Linked DNA regions of Mus musculus: regions 2, 3 and 4 are each linked to region 1. A link is a contact called in ENCODE Hi-C or POLR2A ChIA-PET data. All regions are on one chromosome and are shown on one strand. The core of a region is the stretch at or near the end of the contact, and the rest is flanking DNA. Distances in the headings are between cores, read along the strand shown. Region 1 holds the start of Fbxl19 (F-box and leucine-rich repeat protein 19). Region 2 holds the start of 1700008J07Rik (RIKEN cDNA 1700008J07 gene). Region 3 holds the start of Kat8 (K(lysine) acetyltransferase 8). Region 4 holds the start of Zfp668 (zinc finger protein 668).

What was found. A loop is a pair of places that touch in the nucleus more often than their neighbours do. ChIA-PET counts read pairs that join two places held with the same protein, here RNA polymerase II (POLR2A).
Region 2: a loop to region 1 is called in a map of left cerebral cortex, with 3 times the contacts of the local background. The contact joins the promoter of 1700008J07Rik here to the promoter of Fbxl19 in region 1. A Hi-C loop is called at or near these places in 1 of 37 maps with a recorded cell type or tissue (left cerebral cortex). POLR2A ChIA-PET finds 5 or more read pairs at or near these places in 2 of 5 experiments (Patski and embryonic stem cell).
Region 3: POLR2A ChIA-PET joins it to region 1 with 10 read pairs in embryonic stem cell. The contact joins the promoter of Kat8 here to the promoter of Fbxl19 in region 1. POLR2A ChIA-PET finds 5 or more read pairs at or near these places in 3 of 5 experiments (Patski and embryonic stem cell).
Region 4: POLR2A ChIA-PET joins it to region 1 with 11 read pairs in Patski. The contact joins the promoter of Zfp668 here to the promoter of Fbxl19 in region 1. POLR2A ChIA-PET finds 5 or more read pairs at or near these places in 2 of 5 experiments (Patski and embryonic stem cell).

Annotation. Positions count from the first base shown.
Region 1 is chr7:127,744,501-127,749,002 of GRCm38, reverse strand. It overlaps Fbxl19 (F-box and leucine-rich repeat protein 19), which reads right to left and starts at 2,228. Exons shown (of 11, transcript NM_172748.2): 1 at 1,866-2,228; 2 at 553-753. The coding sequence starts at 729.
Region 2 is chr7:127,510,884-127,515,385 of GRCm38, reverse strand. 1700008J07Rik (RIKEN cDNA 1700008J07 gene) reads left to right here and starts at 2,517. Exons shown (of 1, transcript NR_024331.1): 1 at 2,517-4,502. It overlaps Srcap (Snf2-related CREBBP activator protein), which reads right to left and starts at 3,403. Exons shown (of 34, transcript NM_001304266.1): 1 at 3,048-3,403; 2 at 1,146-1,221.
Region 3 is chr7:127,910,469-127,914,970 of GRCm38, reverse strand. Kat8 (K(lysine) acetyltransferase 8) reads right to left here and starts at 2,454. Exons shown (of 11, transcript NM_026370.2): 1 at 2,229-2,454. The coding sequence starts at 2,439.
Region 4 is chr7:127,874,357-127,878,858 of GRCm38, reverse strand. Zfp668 (zinc finger protein 668) reads left to right here and starts at 2,023. Exons shown (of 3, transcript NM_146259.4): 1 at 2,023-2,812. Zfp646 (zinc finger protein 646) reads right to left here and starts at 1,158. Exons shown (of 3, transcript NM_172749.4): 1 at 752-1,158; 2 at 1-289. The coding sequence starts at 206.

The DNA.
Region 1 (4,502 bases), core at 979-3,478:
AAGGATGAGGGAGGCAGAAGAGAACCTACGTTTCCCAGATAACTCCGGAGCTGGGCCTTTCAATAGGACATTCATGGCACACTACTATCTAATCTTTGCTACGAAGCAAAAGAAACATTTTACAGGGAAGGTACTTGAAGTTCAGAGTGACTTGCTCAAGGTCACAAGACGGGGGTCCTGGCCTCAATTTCAAGACACCTGAAGGTGTGTGAAAGACCTGAGAAAGGCAAAAGCTTTCTCCCATGGTAGAGCTGGGTCCCCTGAACACAGATACCTGGGGGCAGGGGCATACGGCAGGGGCCGAACTCTCTACAGACCTGAGGCTGACTCTTCTGTGTAGCCCACTTTTCGACAAAGACAAAAATCAAACATTTAAGCAAGTCAGTGAAGAAATGCAGAAGTGAGTGTATGAGCAGCACCCCTAAGGGACCCCGGGGAAGCTGCTGCTGCTGGACACCCAGAGAATGCTCAGGCCCCGTACTACTACTGATGGTGCTCTGGGCAAATAGGCCTGAGGTTCCACATACCCCAGGCATGGGGCTCAAGACTCACCGCGGTGCACTGCCGAAGCAGGCACGACTGCTTCATGCGCCCGGGCCCCCCGAACTTCTTCATGTCTCGGCAGAAATGGCAGTCCCCGCACTCAGTTCGCACACAGGCCCGGCAACGACGGCAGCGGGTTCGGCGTCGGCGCGCTCCGGCCCCCGGTCCCCGGCTGCTCGACGACATTGGGGGCGTCAGCAACGCCGAGGGCTGTAGGCAGATGGTTGGTAAGGTCAGAGAGGCCTGCAAAGCCTGGCCTGAGAGTCTCCTGGCCGCAAGCTCACTACACCTCTGATGGGGGCAGAGCTTCTGTTTCTACCCTCAGAGAAGGTCAGCCTTTTAGTGTGTGTCCTGAGCAGAGGGCCACTCCCTCAAGACCTCCCGCCTGCTGGAAGGAGGGACACTGAGGCCCCTCCTCTAACATCCCAAGCCCAGGTTCCTGGAAAAGGCTTCAGATCTGTAGCATTACCTGAGGGAGCTTCAACTCATACCTGTTGTTACCCACACCCCCCATTCCCTCACTGATTTACCTCCAGATTCCAGGGGCATGCACCACACTCTTTCCCCTCTCCCTTCTCTCACGTGGGTACTTAGTCATCCAAACCTTTCAAACCTTGGTACTCTAGCCAGACCCACTCCATTTCTAGTGACCCAGTGTGTGCTCTCCACTTCCCCGGGCTGACACCCCTGAAATGCTTAGTGTCCCCTCTCAGCCCACACACAAGTCCTTGGGGGCTCCAAATTATCCAATAGGATCCCTCAGGCAATCTGGGTAATCTCCCAGACTCCCTAGGATTCTACAAGTTGCCCTAACATCTCAACAAAATTCAAGGTGGGCTCGGCTTTAGGTCTTCCCGCCCCCATTCACATCTTACCAGCCTGCTTTTCATCCCTAATTGTCTGGAATCCCTGGGGCTCTCCTGCCCCTGGAAACCAGATCCTCTGAAATCCCACATGGACTCAGCAAGCCTGGGGGGGTCTCTTCCCAATCAGTCTTAGACCTGCTTCCCCCAGGCTTCTCCCTTTCCAAGGACTTCCAGACCATCCACAGGGTATGGGGCCCTCCAGCACTCCGGGGGAGGGGCCTAGAGGGCGGCGACTGGAGGCGGGGTGGAGGGGGAGGTCTGCAAGGGGCAGCAGGGTCGGGGAAGGAAGGCCACTTCCCTGGGGTTGGAGGTTATAGGAGAGAAGGTTGGAGAAGGAGTTTGGAGCAAAGGGAGGGTGAGGCTGGGGGCGGGGAAGGAAGGGAGAGGCCAGGCTGAGGATGAATGGGAGTGGGAGCTGCCCAGGTCTGGGGGTGAGGAGGAGCCGCATGAACCCACCTCACACGTGTCCCGGGAGCCATCTCTCCCTTCTCGGCAGCTCCCGGCGGGTCGGCGGCCATCGGCGGCGGGGGGGCCGGGCGGCGCGGGGCGCTGAACGCTCAGAACGCCGGGGTCCACGGCCCCCCGAGGGCGCTCGGCCCCTCCCTCCGGCGGAGGCCGGGACAGCAGCGAGTGGAGATGGGGAGCGCCGGGGGCGAGGCCCTCCCACGGGCTGCGGCGCGGCCCTTCCAGGGGGAGGTCCTGCTCTGGGGGGCTCAGTCCCTCAGCCCCCCCAGGCCAACGGGGGCTCCTCGGGCGCAGGGTGCTCAGCTTTTGCCCGGGCCCCACTCAGTCCCGGGTATGAGTCTCAGCTCCCCACCCCCACCTTTCCCCAAAGCCCCCGACCCTTAACTGGCCCCTTCCCAGCTCCAACTGCCCAGGGGTCCAGGGAAAGACCAGGGGCCCCCCACCGTTTCCGGGGTTCAAACCCCGCCCACCGCCGGTTCCCGGGGAGGGGGGGGTCGCTGCAACCTGCCCCCCTCCCCTGGGTCCGCCCCTGTACTGCGGCCCCCTGACCTACAGAGACAGGGCGCGCAGAGGGGGGTGAAGGAAGCTGCTCCGGCCCCGCCCCCCCCAGCCTGCACGCGCCCCCGCCCTCCCCCCTTCAAACGCGCGACCCTCAAGATATAAAGATTTAAATAAAATTTGAATAAATCCACTCCTAAAATGGGAGGGTATAAGGAAAGGATGGGGCAGAGGCAGGAAGGGGGTGGGGGCAGTTGGGATGTCTTAGCACCCCTACTCCCCTAGCCTCGCGCTGCTTCGGCCCTGGGCCCAGGTCGCCGCTCTCATCCCTCCTCAGCTCCTTCCTCCTTCCTCCTCTCCTCCCTCTTCCCTCCCTTCTTCCCACCTCCTCCTCCTTTTTACTCCCTCCTTCTCCCAGAGGAACCCCGCCCCCTTCTCCCTCCTTCCTTCACCACCTTTACTTTCCAGGACGAGCGCGTGCAAAGCACGACGGGAGTTGTAGTTCTCCAAATTCTAGCACTATCGTGGGAAAAGTGGGACACAAGGGCCAGCCGGTACTACAAATACGATGGCGAGAAGGATGCCACGCTGGAAGCCGAGCATGGCGGGAATTATAGTCCAGTTGACCCGAGACTCCCCGTAGCAGGACATAGAGAAGGAGCGGGAAGAATGACTACAAGCAAGATGGCCTTTTCCCCCGACCCGACCTCCTTTCCAGGCACTCACACGCCCTCTGGTCCACAACCCTCCGCGCGTGTGGTACCTGACGGGAGTCGCAGTCCAGCTGCTGCCTTCCCGCTGCCATTTCTACTCATCAGGAACAATGGAAAGGTGAAAAGAAACGAGGACTACAAGCAAGATGGCGATCGAGGGGCGTACACCTAATAAGTCGATCTTATGAAGTGGGATGGGAATAGTAGTTTTCTAGCCTTCCTATGTTCCTTTAAGAATGCCAGAACCGGGAGGATAAAGAGACTACCGTAAAGATGGCAGGATACCTAACCTTTCCTGGCTGCTTCATTCTACCACTTGGAGCTCCTCGCCCGCCTGAACTATCAAAATCCCGCACTCGATGATGCAAAGCCAGACGGGAATTGTAGTCTTCCTCGCTCCCCTCTTTATCTTCTGTCGAGACAATGGAAGTGAGCGGGGCGGGGACTACCACAAAGATGGAGGGTGAAGGAGCACATGATGCTATGGGATTTGTAGTCCAACCGCTAATACTATTCTCGGCGGATGTGTAGGAGAGGACTACTACAGAGATGGCAACCTAGTCGCTTGCCCCTCGGTGCCGGTACCTGGTGGGTTATGTAGTCTCTGCTTTAGTTGTACAGAGAAAGGACGCTACTGTTGAAATATGTATCACCGTGAACACGCCAAATTGCTAGCGGACGGAAACGGAAAGTCTCTTTGCTCTTGGCCTCCTTTTCTAAAGGGCTTGCAGGGAAATGTAGTCCCAAGTTTTCATTCTCCAGTGGCGGAGAATTGATGTCACCTGTGGGAATCAGTGCGGGAGAGAGAAACATCGGAGTGACCTGGGAATATAGAATGTCCGCCTTTTCGGATCGTGAAGATTTCATATTTTAAAAGAACGCAAACCATAACCAATATTGTCGCGACAAGGGAGGCGTGGTTCTCTCCGAAAAGTATACCCACGCTGTTGTTCCTTATAAAGACTGGACGTCTCGCACACGATGCTTCCTATCTTAAACCTTTGCAAATTAATACCTTACACGTGGTGCGAACCAAAGGAAGACGACCTTGGAATATACAAAATCTCCTTTCCACCGTAGGAAGTCATCAGACCTAAGTTTCTTACCCGAAAGGGGTTATGATTAATACTCACCTCCACGCTGAATTAGCGTTAAAAGTATTCAAGAAAGTAACCAGTTCTGGCACGGGGCGTGTGGCTGCAGTTATTTTTTCGAGCTCCCTTTCAGCCCAGCCGTTTTGGAAGCCCAGGAATCCATCATGCCGGACAGTTAGCTTCTGCGAAAAGAAAATTGACGAGTAGGCTACCCCCATCTTAACCCCCACCCCTCCCTCTTCAGTCCTCATCTGAGTCTTCCAACCATCTCTACCCAGCACTCTTCCCAGGGGGCGCCCTCTCTCCTTTTAACAGAGGACGCA
Region 2 (4,502 bases), core at 1,268-3,767, 230 kb after region 1:
TTAGAGACCAGCCTCAAACACAAAGTAAGATCTCATTTCAAAAGAATAAATATGCTAAGCATTCATGGTACATGCCTTTAACCTCAGCACTCAGGAGACAGAGGTAAGTGGATCTCTGTTAGTTTGAGGCTAGCCTGGTCTCCAGAAAGAGTTCCAGGACAGCCTGGGCTACAATAGAAGCCCTATCTCAAAAAAAAAAAAAAAAAAGAAATAAAGAAAGAAAGAAAAGAAAAGAAAAGAAAAGAAAAAGAAAAAGAAAAAAAGAAGAAAAAAGAAAAAGAAAGAGAAATGTCAGCTGTGGTGGTTCATACCTATTATCCCAGCACTTAGGGCAAGCCAAGGCAGAATGACTGCTATGAATTCAAAGTTGGCTTGAGCTAGAGACTTAGACCCCCACCCCCTTAAAAAGGAAAAGAGAGAGAAGGGAGAAACACAGAGCTGAAGACAGAGCTGATCTGGTAGGATAGCTGACCAGTACCCTCAGAGTCTGAGACTTCATGCCTGAACCACATAGAATTGAGTGTCACGGTGGTACACTGGAGGCAAGAGGATCACAACTACTTAAGAGTATTCTCAGCTATACAGATTGAGGCCAGTTAAATTATGTGAGATTGTCTTTAAAAAGAAAAGAAAGAAAAGAAGGAAGAAAAGATAATAGTAGGAGAACTTAAATCCACATTGCCATGTTTCAGAACATTGAAGAAGCCAGGATGGTGGTATAGGTCTTTCTTCTTAGCACTGGGAGGCAGAGACAGAAATCTCTGAGTTCAAGGCCAGCCTGATCTACAAGTCAAATTTTAGAACACAAAGGGTTACAAAGAGAAACTCTGTCTCGAGAAAACAATGACAACAACAAAAAAAAAAAAAAAAGAGAGAGAAAAAAATGAAAACAAAACAAATAAGCAAAACCAAACTAAACAACAACAACAAAAAAAAAAAACATAGAAAAACCTAATACTCTTAGTGCTCTCCCTAGTAGTGCCTGGGTAACACCTTCCCTTATTCAGCCTCAGTTTGGTTGTACTATCACCAAACCCTACATAGAAAACACATGCAGTAATCATTCACAACCTATTCTCTCATCATGTCATACAGTTTCTCCCATTAACATCAGCACACAAAATTTTATCTGAAGGTGAGCTCACCTGTGTGAGCAGAGACCACACCCCCTGTGAGAGTCTGCACTTCCACGGTGCCGTGCTGTACTGAAGGAAATCACACCTAAAACAGGAGAAGCAGCAGCAGTGAGGACACGACCCACATGTGTCAATCCATACTCATCTAAGGTTACGTACACCAGCTTTATTGGACTTTAAAATACATCCGAAGTCACTTCACAGAACAGTAACAGGGAAAGCTCATGCTTCAGAAAGTCATACAGTAAACTAGGCAAGGCTGTAGTAAATTGGGCAAGGCTCAGCCTTGGGGGTGGGGGTGGAGAAATGCTTCAGGGATTTAAGAGTATTCATTGCTCCTGCAGAGGTCCTGGGTTTTGTCCCAAGCACCTATATAGCAGCTCACAATAGCTCCAGCTCCAGTGGCCCAGATTATTCTTCTGGCCTGTCTGGACACCAAGCATGGATGTGGTGTATATACATGTTGTGGCAACAAAGCACAAAGTGTTTTGTACGGAGAATCTCACAGGGTTGTACATTCTGGCTGGGTAAGAGCAGAGAAGAAGACAACAAAACGTTTTAAAAGCTAAAAGTACTTAAAGCTCTGACAGACAACTGAAGGACAGAAACTTCTCATCTAGAAGTTAACAACGCCTCCTGGATGCCTGACAGCTTCCTTGTCTTTTCAATGAGGACTTAACAGAAATGAGGGCGGAGTTCCCCAAAACAAAAAGCAAATAGTTATAAAGTAAAGGAGGGCTATTTGAATACAGAAAGAGCGAGGTGGAACGGCCAAAGAACTTTAAAGAAAACGCTTTTCGTTTTTGGAGACAGGGTTTCTCTGTGTAGCCCTGGCTGTCCTGGAACTCACTTTGTAGACCAGGCTGTCCTCAAACTCAGAAATCTGCCTGCCTCTGCCTCCCAAGTGCTGGGACTAAAGGCGTGCGCCACCAACCGCCCGGCAAGAAAGAGCTTTATAAGCAGACTTAAGTGAGGAAGGCGCCAAGGAGCCCTAACAGCCGGAAACAAGCAGGGTTAATAAAGTATTCAAGATCCGGAAGCATTTGCCTAGTTAATTCCTTATCTAGGTGTTGTGCTGCCTTGATTCACCCTTCAGAAATTCCAAGGATTGGAGGTAATCCAAAACCATGAGGCCCCAACTATGGACTCCAGCCTTCTTTATGACCTCCCAATACCCCCCCACCCCCCCCGCAGTGGACTGACCCAGCATGACCCTTGACCTCTGCCAAGTTTTGACTCCTCAGACGGCGGCCCCGCCCCCTCGCGGTCGCCCACCCCACCCAACGTGCTCGACCGGCTGGGGGAGGCGCCGGCGCGTGCGCGGCCCGGAGGCGGGGTGAGCCGGCGGCGCGCACGGCCAGATTGGGGAGGGGAGGAGGGGGGGATTCCCGCCAGAACCCGATCCCATAGACCGGGTCACAGGACTCAGATGTCCGCGTCCGTCGGCGCCCCCACATCCACAGACCGCAAAGAGCTCGGGAAGGAAGGGTTCGTGCGCCAAGTCTCGGGCTCCTAAATGGCTTATGGTGGGCGCGCGCCCGGACTACTCGTCCCGTGCACCCCTTTCCCTCGTCCGCGCCCCCGAGGGGAGGCAGGTTGGTGGGCGGGCAGAAGCGCACCTGGGTCCGTCCTCTCGAGGGCTGCTCGTTCGCGCACGCGTGCGCAGAAGGGCAGGAGGGGGGCGAGGCGCCGCTCTGACACCAGGTGCCGCTCGGCCCGACGCCCTCCCCCCCACCCCCGGCTCCGGGAGCGCGCGCAGGCAACCTCGCTCGCCAGCCCCGGGGCCCCGCCGGGCGGTGCGCGCGCAGCACCCCGGGAAGGTGGGAAGCGGCGCTCGCAGATGCGCGCGCAGGCACCCGTCAGGGGAGGGGAAAGTGTGGGGCCTCCGCCATCTTGTCTCCCTCTCCTTACCTGCGTCCTCGGGGGCGTGCTCACCACCCCCCCTCCCGCCGAGGAGGGGGGAGGGCCCCCTCTTGGTCGCCGCCTTCACCACTTTAAATTCCCCTAAGGGCCGTAACACGAGCCACCCCGATGCTCCCACCGCTTCCAGTCACGCCGCGAAGAGGTGCTTGGTGAGTTGAAGAAAAAGGAGACGCTACTCCCAGCGACCCCGCCGCCGCCTCCGCTGCTCCCGAGGCCTCACCAAAATGGCCGCCGCCGTCTCGGCCGCCACCGCCACTAGCACCACCACTACCACCACCACCAAGGCTCGTTATCGCTACCGCCAGAGCGGCCCGTCTTCTCGCGATACACAGTAACTGGAGGCTGAAGGGGCGGGTAGGCTCGCGTGCTAGCGTAGGACTGTGCGGCGCAAAGCAAGGTGGGAGTTGTAGTTCGCTCCGAGGCTCCATGCTGGCCCAGCACGCTTCAATAGGTCTGAAACTCGTGCTGCATTGCAGCTGCCCACTGGGACCACCCTTTGGATTTCGGAGTTTTTGTTCTTACATATCACCCAGTGAAATGAAACAAATGAGTAGAAGAGCTTAGACCTACTGATTCCTACAGCAGTTACTTTTTGTTTTTGAAAGGTGAGGTCTAACAATGTAGCCTTGGCTGACATGGACTCGCTATGTAGATCAAGCTAACCTTAAACTTACAAAGTTGCTCCTGCGTCTGCCTGGAATGAACGTATGCACCACCACTACCAGCTGCGGTTGACTTTGTAACACCGGTTTTCCCAAGAACTCTCAAATACAAGTACCATAGGTTTGCAGTCTTTTACATTTAAGAACTATTTTGAGAGGTTGAGAACATAGCTCAGTGATTAAGAATATTGGCTGCTTCCACTTTGAGAGGACATTCTATCTCCACACTAAAGAAGCTCCTAACAGTTATTCCAGTTCCAAGGAATCCGACACCCTCTTCTGGCCTCAGAGAGCAATACACAAACACGGTGCACAGACATACACGCAAGTAAAACTCCCATTCAAGTCAAATAAAAATCCTTAAGGAAAAAAAGGCTGGGTGGTGGTGGCTCATGGCTTTTAATCCCAATAGAGGCTGACGAATCTCTGACTTCAGAGCCATCCTGGTCTATGAAGCTAGCTCTAGGACAACCAAAGCTACAGAGAAAAATTCCTGTGTCTAGGGGGGAAAAAATCTCTTAGAGAATCTGATACTCCCTTCCGATTTTAAGGATGCATTTATTATCTACAACGGTTCCAAGGAAGATTTTGAGCCATTGGTTACATAACAAGACCCTGCCCCAAAACATAACTAATAATTAAGAAAACAGGATAAAAATAAATCAGCGATGGACAGAGGAGAAGCTATTGAGGGGAAATGGAAGTTGAATAGAGACTGGAAGAAAGATTCTTTACAGCTAGGTATGGTAGCATAAATGCACAATCCCAATTTACTGGTTGA
Region 3 (4,502 bases), core at 1,205-3,704, 170 kb before region 1:
TTCACATTTCCTAAATGACTGTAGCCCCATGGTTTGACTTTCTGAGCTTTAGTTCCTTCATCTGGAGAATACCTAAAAGGGTGACCATGCTTTAGTCTGTAGCACAGGGACAGATGCAGAGATGTCTAGAAATTAATGCTCGTCTGGCGCTCCACTATGTAATGCTGGCCACAGTGAGAAGATACAGTGAGGAATCACAAGAGATCTTGTTCTCTAGTGTTTTCCCATTGACAGAGAAAGGCAGATAATTTTAACAGTATGGCTGCCGGGTGTGGTGGCGCACACCTTTAATCCCAGCACTTGGGAGGCAGAGGCAGGCGGATTTCTTCTGAGTTCGAGGCCAGCCTGGTCTACAGAGTGAGTTCCAGGACAGCCAGGGCTACACAGAGAAACCCTGTCTCGAAAAAACAAAAAACAAACAAACAAAAAAACCCAGTATGGCTGAGGTACGAAAAAGAAAAACGTGCCAGACCATGCAAGCAACTGACTTTGCCTGAAGGGGTCTAGAATGGGATCACCACAGGAGATAAAGAGACTAGGGGGGCTGGTGAGATGGCTCAGTGGGTAAGGGCACCCGACTGCTCTTTCAAAGGTCCGAAGTTCAAATCCCAGCAACCACATGGTGGCTCACAACCACCCTTAATGAGATCTGATGCCCTCTTCTGGTGTATCTGAAGACAACTACAGTGTACTTACATATAATAAATAAATAAAATAAAAAAAATAATAAAAAAAAAAGAGAGACTAGGGGCGAGAGAGATGGCTCAGTAGTTAAGAGCATTGACTGCTCTTCCGCAGGTCCCGAGTTCAAATCCCAGCAACCACATGGTGGCTCATAACCATCTGTAATGAGATCTGAGACCCTCTTCTGGGGTGTCTGAAGACAGCTACAGTGTACTTACATATAATAAATAAATAGGGGCTGGTGAGATGGCTCAGTGGGTAAGACACCCGACTGCTTTTCCGAAGGTCTGAAGTTCAAATCCCAGCAACCACATGGTGGCTCACAACCACCCAGAATGAGATCTGACTCCCTCTTCTGGAGAGTCTGAGGACAGCTACAGTGTACTTACATGTAATAAATAAATAAATTTTAAAAATAATAATAAAAAATAAATAAATAACTTTTTAAAAAACAAAAATTAAGAGATGAGTAAGAGCTAGCCAGGAAGACATGAGATTACTTATAGCAAGAGCAGGTGATAAAAGGCACATAAACACATAGTTTTGGCGGGCAGAGCAAGATTGGTCTGGCAATAGCCCTTACTAGAAGTGCCTAGAAACTGGAAAGGTCTCAGACACCTTTAATCCCAGCACTTGGGAGGCAGAGGCAGGCGGATTTCTTCTGAGTTCGAGGCCAGCCTGGTCTACAGAGTGAGTTCCAGGACAGCCAGGGCTACACAGAGAAACCCTGTCTCGAAAAAACAAAAAACAAAACAAAAAACAAACAAACCCAGTCTAAGGAGTTTAATTATGTTTTGAGACAAGGTCTCTCTATGTAGTCCTGGCTCTTCTGGAACTTGCTATGCAGACCAGGCTGGCCTCAAACTCACAGCCTTCCCAGGGCTGGGATTAAAGGTGTATGCCACCATGACCGACATTTATTCGTTTAAATTAGATGTATTTATCGTATTAGGGGGTGGGGGATACTCTTATATGGATTCTGAGGGCAAACAGTAAGAATCATTGTCTCCTTCTACCATGTGGGTCCTGGGGACAGAACTCAAATCACCAGACTTGGTGACAAATACCTTTATGTCCTGAGCCATCTCAGCTCGGAGTTTATTTTGAAGCCAGCAGCTTGAGGTTTATTTTGAAGAGGGAAAGAAAAGGAAGAAAAGATAAGGAAGATAAGGAAACGTGTTTTTAGGAACTGGGCTGTCCTCTTTGCTGGCGATGAGGGGGCAAGAGAAATGTAAAGACAGACAACAAAACACCAATGAAGGAACAGATATAGCAAAAAAAAAAAAAAATGAAGCCTGAAATCGAACCAGAGTGAATGTTCACAGGCCAACTCTGTATTCAGCTGACTGGTGGCTTTACAGGTGAAAACAAGCATGGCCTGACTCCAACCTCCAATTACAAAGTGGGCTTCTCAGCTCCCGAAATCCCGCCTTCTTACCTGAGTCACCACCCTGGCCCCAAGACTCCCAGCCCCACAGAGCGCCCATTCCTAGGCCATGCCCATTCCCTAAATCCCGCCCCTAGGCCCTGGGCCCCGCCCTCACGCCAGGTGCTATCCGGCCGCCGGCACAGGTACGTTTCTCCGATCTCCACGGTGACTTCTGGTTCGCCACGCGCCGGAGTCGGCGGAGAGACCCGGCCCGGGGACCGGGCAGGCCCCTCGACTGCTGCATTTTCCCCCGGGCCGGGCTCTCCCTCCCCTACAGTTCCTGAAGTTGTTGCAGCAACTGCAGCTGTAGCTCCCTGTGCCGCCATTGCTGTGCCGGAAGTGACCGGCCAGAGAGCCGCTTTTATTTCCGGATCAGTGGGGGCGGGCATAGTCTTGCGTGTTGGAGGTGGGGAGGTTGTGACGTGGCAAGGTTTTGTTTTGTGCGTACTGCGTGTGGCTGTTGTTGCTAAAAATTGGCCCAACTTGAGACAGGGTCTAATTACAGTCCTAACTGACCTGGAACTCGCTATGTAGACCATACTGGCCTCGAGATCCACCTGCTTCTGCCTTTTGAGTCCTGGTATTTAAAGACGTGCACCGCCACACCCGGACTTAGCTATTTTTGTGGAGTTGTTTGTTGTGACATAGCCCGGGCTGCCTACACACTTGCTGACCTAGCTCCTCCTGCCTTGGGTTCCCGAATGCTGGGATTAAAGGCGAGCATTCCTATTTCTTGAGAAAGGTTCTCAGAGGCTAGCCTGAAATTCATTGAACGTGCAGCAGTATCCTGGGGATTACAGTTGTACTCTATCACTGAATTAAGTTTTATGGGATGCTTGGGGCCAAAACCCAGGGCTTTTTATATGCTACCCACTCTATATTTGCGTCTCTCGCTCAGGGTGGGAGCAAAAACCAGTTGAGACAGGAAAAGAACAGGTGTGCCAAATAAACTACCTTCAAAATAAACTTACTCACTCTTTCTCTCTCTTTTTTTTTCAAGACCGGGTTTCGCTGTGTAGCCTTGGTTGTCCTGGAACTCACTCTGTAGACCAGAAATCTGCCTGCCCCTGCCTCCCATGTGCTGGAATTAAAGGCCTGCACCACCACTGCCCGGCAACTTCTTTTCTCTTAAGAATTTCATGTAGCGGGGCTGGAGAGATGGCTCAGCAGTTAAGAGCACTGACTGCTCTTATGAAGGTCCCGAGTTAAGACCCCATGGTGGCTCACAACCATCCATAACAAGATGTGACACCCTCTTCTGGAGTGTCTAAAAACAGCTACAGTGTACATGTATTTACATATAATAAATAAATAAATCTTTGAAAAACAAAAACAAAAAACCTCGAGCGTGGCCAGGGAGAACCTTGAGTGGTTGTCTAACCTCCACCTTTCAAATGTTGAGGTTAGGATGGCACCACACCAGGTTCATGCACTGCTAGAGATTGTACCCGAAGCTTCATTAATGTTAGGCAAACACTACCACTGAACATCTCCAGCCAAGAAGGGTTTGAGCAGGGAGACAGTGCCTGGAGAATCTGTAGTGACACTCCTCCAAGTACAGAATACCAATTCTCTGAGACTCAGTAAAGGTTAAACCATATATACATATGGTTAAGTCATAGCTTTATATAAGCTATATAGCAGCATTCAAGGTAAACTTATTGGTAGATGAATTGGAGTAACACATGTCTAATTTGCTGTTTAACTTCACCTTTCTACACACACACACACACACACACACACACACACACACGTGTTTTCCTTAATTACTGTATTGGGGCACCGGACACCTTTAATAGCTTGCCCAGTGCATACTACTTTAGGAACTGCGTTGTGGGCGAACTAGTCGATGAAAAGAAGCAGCACTGTAAGACCTTTGTTTTTTAGGGATGATAATGCCAGCCAGTTCCTCCTTAGCTGGCTTACTGGAATAAAGCTCCTTTTCTCACGCTCTATTGTTGAGACTGACTGGCTCCTGCCACATGGTTTTACGTACCCAGCATGCACTGGTAACTTTTACAGTAGCACACAACAGTGTGTTGAGTCAGAGTAGGGCTGGATAAACATCTCATTTAGACATTCTCTGAAAGTTCTTTGATTCATAATTTGGTGATCAGTTTTCATAAGGTTTCTTTTTTTTTTTTTTTTTTTTTTTTGGTTTTTCGAGACAGGGCTCCTCTGTATAACCCTGGCTGTCCTGGAACTCACTCTGTAGACCAGGCTGGCCTCGAACTCAGAAATCTGCCTGCCTCTGCCTTCCGAGTGCTGGGATTAAAGGTGTGTGCCACCATGCCCGGCTTTCGTAACAGTTCTTGAGAGGGGCAGCTTGAGGTCAGAACTCAGACACTATGGTCCAAGAAATATCTGACCGTTGTGTATCTATGTGAGA
Region 4 (4,502 bases), core at 774-3,273, 130 kb before region 1:
CAGGGGAAAAAAAGAGTCTCATGGTTCCTCTGATGGTTGGCCAAGTTCTCCGGGTGACTGCCATAGGGGTGAGGGATGCCATCGGCTTCCTCCCCGTCCTGCTTAGCAGATGAATGGCGCAGTTCTCGATGCCGTGCCAGTTCTGGGAGGTTAGGAAAGTGGCGCTGACAGTCAGAGCAACTGAATGAGAGGGGCATGTCCTCCATGAGGCAAAGCGGTAGAAAACCCCTGGAGGCTCAGGAGGGACAGACAGGTGGCAGCAGCATTCTCTCTGCAGAAGGGCTGAGGCCTAGAAAGGGGGGACAGTAGTCAGAAGGAAGGATCGAGTCAGTTTTGTTTCTTGGTTACTAAAGCAAGTCGCAAAGAGGTTCCCCAAACATCCATGCCAAGGGACCCGCTCTCTCTTAGGTCTGGAGGTTCAGAAAGCCTCGCTATGCACAAACTCCTAGAAATGTTCCCCCAGGTTTAAGTCATCTCTAGAGCCTGAGAGAAATAAGGAAAATAAAATCTGGAGCCTAGACAGACTGATTTTGTTTTTTAGGTTATATATAATGGATCTTATTGATCTTCAGACTGTGCACTCTATCATTCTGACAACCTAACAAAAATCTATGAGGTGTGTGTTTGTTTTTGTAACAACGAACCAGAACTATTTGCTTTTGAGATATGGTCTCAGCTCACTGTAAAGTTCAAGCTGCTCTGGGATTCCCTCAGTCGCCCAAACTAGTTTCACACTTATGAATTTTCCTACCTCAGACTCCTGAGAGTTGAGATTGAAGGAGACAGCCACGACTGTTGGGCAGGCCTTACACAGACGTGCAACCTTTCTTTCTTCACTCTTCAGCTAAACCGAGTGGTCTGAAAAGAATGGCAGAGCAGCTGCTTTCTTCAGTGGTCACCTATGTGTTGTAGAAGGTAGAGGCCCTCTTAGGGACGAACCTGGCTTCAGTGGTCACCTATGTGTTGTAGAAGGTAGAGGCCCTCTTAGGGATGAACCTGGCCTTTTCAGCATCACACTGTTTCCCTGTTAGGCGTTAGTTTTACTTCCTTTAAGTACATTTAATCCCATTCCATTTCAGGTTGAAAGTTCATTTTATTCTCTGCCTTTTCTATCCCCTACCTACCTTACCTTGCTGTCTCCAACACTTTTCATTCCCTCTTCTACTTTTTCTCTAAATTATGATAGCAACTCAGGCTGGACAGTACCATGGGCCAAGCACTGCTGTTACACAAGTGTATTTGGGGTGGGTGGGTGGCATTTCAGACAGGGTCTTACTATGTAGCCCTCGCTTCCCAAACTGGGACTAGAATCATGCGACACTATGATAAGCTTGTAAGTACATTTACACCACTAAATCCAAAGCCGTGTTACCTCGTTTTTTTACATAAACTCACTTCAAGAGGCAACCTTCATTCCAAAACCAGCAGCAGCTATTCATTTCTGCCACATCATCTGGCCTTTCTCCGGGGCTGACTAGTCTCCTGGGACCCTAGCACAACTATTTCTAATCTCACCAGCTGAGCCTGGTCCCAGAATTCTCACTTCTCAAAACTCCTTCACTCGAGTCCCCTTTTCCTAACCAACCACCATCACATTCCTGTAGAGTCACTCGTCTTTTCTGCCAATTTCTTCTCTAGATCCCTACCTCGCACCAGGAGTGCCTTCTGGTTCCCGCCGCCGGCGCGTCCGTTGGAGGTCGTGAACGGGAGCGCGCCTGCGCACTGGGACCCTTACCCTAACTGCAGCCGCGAGCCATAAGTGGTGGCTGGTGCGAGAGTTCTCGAGCCCATACACACGCACACTCAGCCAGGGTACCCGGGAGTGGTAGCTGAGGGAAAGGTGCGGGAGAGAGGAGGAGGTAGAGGGAGCAGGGACAGCTGGTATGAACCCAGAGTCTAGCCCAGTTCCGCGGACACTTCCTATTGTTACCAGGAACCAGGAAGTGTCCTAGATGCTAATGCTTCCCCGCGAAACTTCCGCCTGGGAACACTTCCTGTCCCTCCCGCGGGCAGTGTTTCCGCACGGACACGCTTCCGGCGCTAGGTTCCGGGTGGGCCCGACTGTTTGTTTTCTTTTTGTTGTTTTGAGACTGGGTCTAACTCTGCAGCCCGGGCCGGCCTCGAGCTCGGAGCAATCCTCCTGCCTCAATTTCCAGAATGCTGGAGCTCCCAGGCAGCGTGAGCCCCCACGCTCCGCTGCGGGCGCAGCTCTGGCTCCGCCCACGCAGGTCGGCGCGGCGTTCGGATGGATTTAAGCCACACTTCCGTCCAGAGCTGCTGAAACCCTTCGCGTGCTTATTCGGGCAGTACGGTCACAGGAAAGACCCTGCAGCCCCGGCTACGGCGCTTTGGTGACACTTTTCACGAGGTTCCATAAAAGCTTCTTCCCAGGGCTGGCGTGGAGGGATCCTCGCTGAGTCCTTTCCTCGCTGTTAGAGGAAATGTGGACTCGACGTGGACGCGGGCACCACAAAGCCCGAGCGCCCTCTCCGCATCGTCCCACCTCCTAGCTCCTGCAGACGCTTCCGGCGACTTGGCGGGTGTCCGCCGTCAATCAGCCCGGCGTGCCAGCCCCTCAGCACCCAGAAACCCTTCGCAAGATACTTCTCTGCTTCCGCAGGCTCGGGGCTGCTTCCCTAAGTTTTTCCTTCCTCCCGAGCAAGGAAGGCGGCCTTCCACTTCCGCCGTCTGCCCGGCGGCCCCTCCCCGCCCTCCCTCCGGGTCCTAGCGCCTGCCCCTCTCCGACTGTCCCGAGCTCCGTCGGCGCCAGGCACCGCCGCCAAAGCTGCGGAGCCTGCGAAAACCGATCCAGGTAGGACACGCCGGCGGGAAGTCGCGGGGGCTCGGGCAGCGGCCCCCGACGCGGTTTGGGGTGCTCCCGGCTTCACGTGTGCTGCCGAGCGGACGGAGTTGACCAGGCGCGAGCATCCCGGGCGGGGCGAGCCGTGAGCGGCCTCGGGCGGGCTGCGGGCCCAGCAGGTCCTAGAACCCGCCCGGTGCCCGCCGGTCAGTGCTTTGGATGCCCAGGCTCAGCGGACGCGACTGCCGGCCCTGCTCGGCGCGGACCCGGGGGTCCTAGAGTCCGCCATGTTCCGGGCTTTTGTCTGAGTGGCGAGGGCCTCGTCGCCGAGTCCTTGGCGGCTGCGCCCCCCCTCCCAGTCCGAGGTTCTGCCCGCCCCTCCCGCGGTCCTAAAGAACGCCATTTTGCAGGTCTTTGTCCTGCTCTGAATCCTCCGTCCATTCATTTCTTCATGCCTTCCTTCTTCATTCATTCTGCCCTGTTCCGCTCGCCGAAGCTACGTTATCCTAGGGTTTAGTCCCAAATGAGTCAGCATACAGCCCCGCTCTGCGGGGGCTGCCTGTCTGGCGAGGACACCCGCACAAACACGGTTGCAGAGAGCGAGGAGCGCTGGGTTTCTGCAGGTCTTGTCCCTCCTCAGAGAGTCTGGTAGGCCCTACTGCCCTGCAAACTCCCGTATGCTGTTCCACTATTCCACTGAAGAAATTGAGTCCCCGAGCGCGATGCATCCCTCATCTTACAGCTCGTTATTATTTTTGTGGGGAATGGAGTATTGGAAGCATGCAAGTATCTTCCCATGGGAGAAGGAAAAGGAGGGACAAAGGGAATTGCATATGGAGGTGGTAAAGTTTGTGAATTGTTGATGGAGCTTTGGTTGCTGACCAGAGTGGACGCTGCTACAGAATCTGAGGGTGGAAAAATGGGATCATGTGAGCTGACTGGTTGTTAGGCCTAGGATATCATTAAACATTCACCACAACACAGTTTCATCAAAAGGCTCAAGGTTTGGGAGGCTTATATGTTGACCTATTTGAGGATTATATCTAGATGCCTCTTTTTTTTTTTTTTTTTTTTTTTTTTTTTTTTTTACCACACCTGCGCTGCTCCCTCAAACCCAGCTTTGGGGACACTGAGTCTCATTAACGTGTGAGAAATTAAAATGTCATCTCTCTTACTGGGTTTCATCACAACAGTAAACAAATTGGAGTACTAGGGTGATACTTGAACCATGTGACCTTGTAAAAAACGGGGCATTTAAGTTAATAAATAGTTGGTGACTGACTCTCACAAACTCCTACAGTGGAAGAGGCAGAGGCTATAGACCTGGGTGTGAATTCCACCAGAAGTTTGCTCTCAGTCACCAAACAGTTTTGGAGTAACAGGTGCGTAGAACAAAGTTCCCTGGACCCGATTGCTGGAGGTGAAAAATTAAGAACCAAATAATAACATATGCTAGTGCTACAATAGTCAAGGGGACAGATGGCAGAAATGTCCATATCTGACTACTTGGCTTCAAATACCAGCTAAGTCTGTGGTAATTGCCTGGCTTTTCTGTGTTATCTCTTATATCTCGTGTGTTTTTGTAGCACATGTGTGGAGGTCAGAGAACAACTTACTGGAATTGGTTCTGTCTTTCCATCATGTGGGTCCTGAGGATACAACTCAGCCTCGACAGAAAACGCCTTTACCTACTGGGGCATCT